Linked DNA regions of Homo sapiens: region 2 is linked to region 1. The links are chromatin contacts, found by Hi-C or POLR2A ChIA-PET in ENCODE. All regions are on one chromosome and are shown on one strand. The core of a region is the stretch at or near the end of the contact, and the rest is flanking DNA. Distances in the headings are between cores, read along the strand shown.

The links. A loop is a pair of places that touch in the nucleus more often than their neighbours do. ChIA-PET counts read pairs that join two places held with the same protein, here RNA polymerase II (POLR2A). Pooled maps may share reads with other maps.
Region 2: a pooled map shows a loop between it and region 1 (13-fold over the local background). The contact joins the promoter of ZNF710 here to the promoter of ZNF774 in region 1. A Hi-C loop is called at or near these places in 3 of 50 pooled maps. POLR2A ChIA-PET finds 5 or more read pairs at or near these places in 2 of 52 experiments (OCI-LY7 and activated T-cell).

The regions. Positions count from the first base shown.
Region 1 is chr15:90,350,649-90,353,623 of GRCh38, reverse strand. ZNF774 (zinc finger protein 774) reads right to left here and starts at 1,340. Exons shown (of 4, transcript NM_001004309.3): 1 at 1,213-1,340.
Region 2 is chr15:89,999,916-90,003,147 of GRCh38, reverse strand. ZNF710 (zinc finger protein 710) reads right to left here and starts at 1,824. Exons shown (of 5, transcript NM_198526.4): 1 at 1,534-1,824. RefSeq lists enhancers at 1-242, 243-1,011 and silencers at 711-1,210, 1,626-1,794, 2,203-2,372.

The sequences.
Region 1 (2,975 bases), core at 91-2,590:
CCCTGTCTCTCCCTTAAAAAAAAAAAAAATGCAGCCAGCATGACCACCCACTACAAAGAATATTGCATTTCAAGGGAGGAAGGACCAGACTGTGGTGAAGAAGTTTTACTCTTTCACATCTTTTGTCCCACTACAAATCACCTATTTACTACTGGAACACACACACACACACACACACACACACACACACACACACACTTTTGGGGGAAATATTTTTGTATTTACAGACATTATTATTGGTCATTTATAAAGTATTGAGTTTTTAAGGATCTAAAAACCATCTCTCTGGTTTAAAACTTTAACAAACAACAATAATGTAATTAGAAAGTAAAAATTGTAATAAGAGTTTTCAGTATTGGCCAGGTGCTGTGGCTCATGACTGTAATCCCAGCACTTTGGGAAGACGAGACGGGCGGATCACCTGGGGTCAGGAGTTCGAGATCAGCCTGGCCAACATGGTGAAACCCTGTCTCTACTAAGAATACAAAATTAGCCGGGTGTGGTGGCACACGCCTGTAATCCCAACTACTTGGGAGGCTGAGGCAGGAGAATCGCCTGAACCCGGGAGGTGGAGACTGCAGTGAAAGGAGATAGCGCCATTGCATTCCAGCCTGGGCAACAAGAGCGAAATTCCGTCTAAAAAAAAAAAAGAGTTTTGAGTATAATTTTTATTTCTACATTCATTACAAAACACAGCTGCAGGGCCCACTTGCTGGAGACAGCGCCACTGAGGAGGGGAGACGTCTTAGCCACGGTTATAGAAACCCTGTTTCCCAGCCCGTCCCTTTCCCCATGCACAGGTGACCTCAAAGGCCCCACAGCGCTGAGGGGCTGTGACTAAGTGCCACTGTGAGAAGCTCCAGTGCGTTCACCGGGTTTATTAATAGGAACATGACTGCACGCGTGGGGCCGAACCCCGTTCTTCTTCTCGGTGCTCGCGCCCTAACCGGGGTGCGGCGGTCAGAGGGTCACAGATCAGCTGAAACCCTGGGACCACCATCGAGAAGCAAGAAAACTGATTAAGAGAATGACTTATCCCGCCGACGGTATAGAGACCACAGCTACCTCTCCCACAGCCCAGCAAGACCCGGGGGCTCCCAAAGGCCAGCGCGGGAACCCCGCTGAGAAAACGTCTGGGTGGCGGGCAAGCCCCCTCCACGCCCCTCAGCAGCGCGCCGCTGCCGCCGCGGTCTCCCTCCTTGAATCACTCACCGCCCCAGGGCCCAGCCGGGGATGGAGCAGGAAGTGAGTCCTCCACCGCCGAGCCGCACCCGGCCCGCAACCCCGAGGCTGTGCCTCCCAGAACCCGACCGGGATTCGTGACAGGGCTGTGGGGACACAGGTGGGACTCCGGCTTCGACAGCCAGCGGCCGGAAAGTACCGCCCCCATCCTCTTGCTATTGGCTTTTCAGTTTCCATGGCTAGAATTTTTCTCTGTCCATAGGCTGATAGAGCTGTCAATTATCGCCTAGCCTTCTGGGAAACGTAGTCCCGAGCAAGACCTCAAAGGACTCGGAGCCGTGGATGTCCAGTTCCAAGCGTTGGAAAGTGCTAAACCCAATTCCCCAGCTACCGGTCCCCCGGAACCGCCTGTTTGGAGCCGAGGGATCTAAATGCTGTATCCTCACTGTGGCATCTGCAGATGTGAATCTCCTGGCCTCACCCACCTACCGCGGAGCAGCCTGGTGCCCACCATGAGGTCTCCCGCGCTCTGGCACTTCGCCCCTCCCCAGCGCAGAGCAGCTCAGCCCTCGGGCCTTTGCGGCCTCTCTTCTGCCCAGTCTTCCACCTCATCCCCGGCGGCCGGAGCCTGCAGGGTGTTTGCGGAGGCCAGGTCCCAGACCAACTCAAACTGGACATTGGAAAGGCCCAGCAGAAGCCCTTAGTAGAAAACAGACATTCCGCATCCTTCCCTTGGCATCAAACTCCCAGGCACATCCCCTTTCCGTCTGGTTGATAGCCAGAGGAGGCGGGCGAGGGCATCAAGTATTCTGGGAAATGTGATATCGGGCTTCAAACTGGGGAGGCTCCTGGGTCTCATGTGAGAGCCAGTGATCACTTTGGGTCGGCCCCTAGCTAAAAAACAACAAAGTCTTTCCTTAAAGTGAAGAAAATGTGCCTGTCTACTCCGTTTGTTGATTCAGTGCAATTTAGAAAAATAAAAGAACATTTTGTGATGTATTATAAAACGCTTAGAATTACCAGCCATAGAGTTTTTTTTTTTTTTTTTTTTTAGACGGAGTCTCGCTCTGTCGCCCAGGCTAGAGTGCAGTGGCACGATCTCGGCTCACTGCGAGTTCTGCCTCCCAGGTTCACACCATTCTCCTGCCTTAGCCTCCCGAGTAGCTGGGACTACAGGCGCCCGCCACCACACCCGGCTAATTTTTTGTATTTTTAGTAGAGACGGGGTTTCACCATGTTAGCCAGGATGATCTCCATCTCCTGACCTCGTGATCCGCCCGCCTCGGCTTCCTAAAGTGCTGGGATTACAGGCGTGAGCCACCGTGCCCGGCCCGAGTTAATGTTGAAGATCCCTTTGATGCTAATTCCACCATTCCTTCAACAAAAATAAGGTGCATTTTCCAGTGGATATTTATTGGGAACATTCTGTTCTCAAGATCGTTCTGGGGGCAGGGCGTGGTGGCTCACGCCTGTAATCCCAGCACTTTGGGAGGCCGAGGCGGGAGGATCACGAGGTCAGGAGATCGAGACCATCCTGGCTAACATGGTGAAACCCCGTCTCTACTAAATATAGAAAAAATTAGCCGGGCGTGGTGGCGGGCGCCTGTAGTCCCAGCTACTCGGGAGGCTGAGGCAGGAGAATGATGTGAACCCGGGAGGTGGAGCTTGCAGTGAGCCGAGATCGCGCCACTGGACTCCATCCTGAGCGACAGAGCAAGACTCCGTCTCAAAAAAGAAAAAAAGAAAGAAAAAAAAAAAAGATCGTTCTGGGAACTGTGATTACTCGGGAATCA
Region 2 (3,232 bases), core at 575-3,074, 350 kb after region 1:
GATCCCAGCACTTTGGGAGGCCGGGGCGGGCGGATCACGAGGTCAGGAGTTTGAGACCAGCCTGGCCAATATGGTGAAACCCCGTCTCTCCTAAAAATAATTAAAAATTAAACGGGCGTGGTGGCGTGCGCCTGTAGTCCCAGCTATTGGGGAGGTTGAGGCAGGAGAATCGCTTGAACCCGGGAGACGGAGGCTGCAGTGAGCCGAGATCGCGCCACTGCACTCCAGCCTGGGCGACAGAGCAAGACTCCATATCAAGAAAAAAGAAAAGGCACCCCGGATACTGCTACGCCTTGCCCTAACCGTCTCGCAAATCCTAGAGATACATGAATGACCCTTTCAGGTTGGTTAAAATCCACACAAGCACCTCCCTGGCCTCTTAAATCTTTCCAAACTACAGCTTAGACTGGAGGGAAGCAGTTGCAGCGCCCATAAAAGTCATCTTAAAAGGCAAGTTGGAAAAAAACCCGATACGCACTAGTTAGCAAGTCCGCGGTGAAGGGGGCGGTGGCCCAAGGGCCGGATCTGCGGGATCTGTGCGCCTAGGGTGGGGAGGCTGGGGCTGCCCCGTCGGTCCCCGAGCCCGCGCGCCCACCTGGTAGCCTGAGGGCCCCGATCTGACGCTGGTGCTCACGCCCCACAGCTCCATCCAATTAGGAAAATGACCGCGAGAAGACGGAGAGAGGGCGACGAGGAGGAAGGGGGGCTGAGCCGCGGGAGGCTCAAGACGGGCCGTAGGGACCCCGCCCGCCACCCCCACCCCCACGCCCCCAGACAGCGAGCGCCGGTCCTGGGTCCCCGGCCCGCGGCGCCCCGACGCTGTCCCGGCGGAGATCCCGCGGCGCCCAGCGTGCGGCGGCCAGTGGCCCTCGGGGACGCCCCCAGCCCCGCCAGCGGCGCGCTCAGCTCTCCCCCACCCCCGGCCGGCTGGGACGCGCAACAACCCCACCCGCTCCGAGAATAAAGTTTGTGGGCAGCCGTAGGGGCGGGGCGGCGAGGGGGTGAAACTTTGAGTCCCGGGCCGGGTGTGGGGGGAGCGCACCCAGCACCGGGACACCCACGTGCGGGCCCGAGAGCCTCCGCCACCGTCGCCTCCCGGGCCTCCCGCGCCGCCGCCGCCGCCGCCGCGACGCTTTCCTTTCATTTTTGCCTCTCTCTCTCTCTCTCTCTCTCTCTCTCTCATTCGCGCGCTCTCCTCCCTCTCGCCCTCTTTCGCTCGCTCCCTCCCTCTCCCTTCCCCCTCCCCCTCCTCTCCCTCCCCCCCACCCCAGACGCCATCTCTCCCTCTTTCCCCGGCTCTCCCTCTCTCCCTCCAGCTCTCCGGCATGAGGGAATGTGGAAGTGAAAGGAAAAGACGACATGTTTGCAGCGCGGCGCGGGCCTGCGCGCGGCCGTCCCCAGGGAGAGGCGGGGGGCGGGTCGGCCGCGGCCGCAGCGACCCACCCCCGCGCCCCCCGCGCCCCCGCCGGCCGGCAGCGCGGGGCTGCGGGGCTGGGGCTGGGGCTGGGGCGGGGGGCCGCGCGGGACACTCACCCTGGGTCCGGGCGCGGCTCCTGCGCTGGGGCCCTCGGCGGGCCGGGCCGGGCCGGGCCGGGGGCTCCTGGCTGCCCACCGCCCGGGCTGCTGCTGTGCGCCCGCCGCCCGCCTCCACGCGCGCCCGCCGCCTGCTCCTGCCGCCCTCCCTCCGGCTCCTCTCTTTCTCTCTCTCCCCCCTCCTCTCGCTCGCTCTCTCGCTCGCGCTCTCTCCCTCCCTGGAAGAAGGGAATGAGGCAGGGCTGACGTGAAGGGATGCAAAACAGCTCCTCCTAAGCCAGCTCGCAGAGGAAGAGAGAGACAGAAAAGCAGCCCTTTTATCTCTCTTTTGTTTTCTCACTTCCTTCCACCCCCAACACCTCCCTCTTGTCAGCCCAAGTTTTCTTTTCTCTTTCTACCGCAGAGGATTTTTCTTCCTTTCTTTCTCTTTCTTTCGGTTCAACTCTCCCACTCGAATTGAAAGCCTGAAGGGTTTTCTTTCTCCTGTTTTTTTCTTCCCTCTTTTCTTCCTTCTTCCTCCTTTCTTATTTCTCTAAAAGGGTTTTGTTTGCTGTGGGAGTTTCGTTTGAAAATCAAGTCACGCCTTTTTTCCTTCTTTTCTTTCTTTCTCTCTCTCTCTTTTTTTTTTCTCCTCTCAGCAGAAAAGGGGAACAAAGATTAACTGAAGCGGGGAAGAGGCAGACCTCGCTTGGAAATGGGGGGCCCGGCCCTGTCCGGTACAAAGGGGGCCCGGGGGCCCTGCGCCCCGCCCCCCCCAAGGGAAGCCAGGGGCGTCCTCTGGAGAGGAGAGCCGGTGCGGGTGTTGGGGCACGGGTGCGGCTCCTGGGTGCCGGTTCCTTCCCAAGTGCGAGCGAGGGCCGCCGAGCCCGCCCCTCCCCAGCCAGAGGTGGCAAGCTGGGTGTGTGTGCTTCACTTATGTATTTTTAAAGTAGGCAGATGGGCCTGGAACAAACATCCCCGCAGAGCACTGAACAGCAAAAGCCTTTAAACAGCTGTTAGCAGAGCCCTGGACGGCCTGACTCGAGGGAGCGGCGCGGGCTCCGAGCGCCAGGGCCCGGGTGGAGAAGGGGCTCAGGGCAGCTGCTGGGATCGGCGGGCTGGCGGGGTCCCCGAGCCCAGGGCCTGGGCCTCGGCCCCGGGGCGCACTGCTGGGGGGCGCCGAGGCGTGGTCGCTGGCAGCGCGGCCGTCAGGTCCCTCTCGGCTCCCTGAGGGGCCGCGGGGTTTGGCACAGCCTCGCCGCCCTCCAGCTCCGGCGCAGGCCGGACACCAGGCCTCCAACCTCCAGAACACCCGCCACTCCGAGCCGTTTCTCGACTGCAACGCAGGGCGGGTCCGGAGCCCTCGGACAGAGCCGGGCAGTGCCGCCAGGAAGGGTCAATTATTCATGGGGCGCCCGGGCGTGCTCCCAAGACCTGCTCTGTCCTCGGGTTCTCCGGAGGAGTGGGGAGAAGACGGGGGAAAGTTCCCAAAGCAAAGTTGGTCACATTTGTCATTTTCCCAAGTAAGTATTGAGCACCTGCTGGATGCCGGGCCCTCGGACTGGGGCTGCAGCCAGGGGGAGAAACGTGAGGTCTCGGTGGGCCCCGAGAGCAAACTCAGGGAACAATGCAAGGGAAGCTGCGGCTCAGGACCAGGTCACCGGGAGGAAGGAAAGCCTGGATCCTCTCCCCTCCCTCTTCCCTTCCTTCCCTTCCCTTC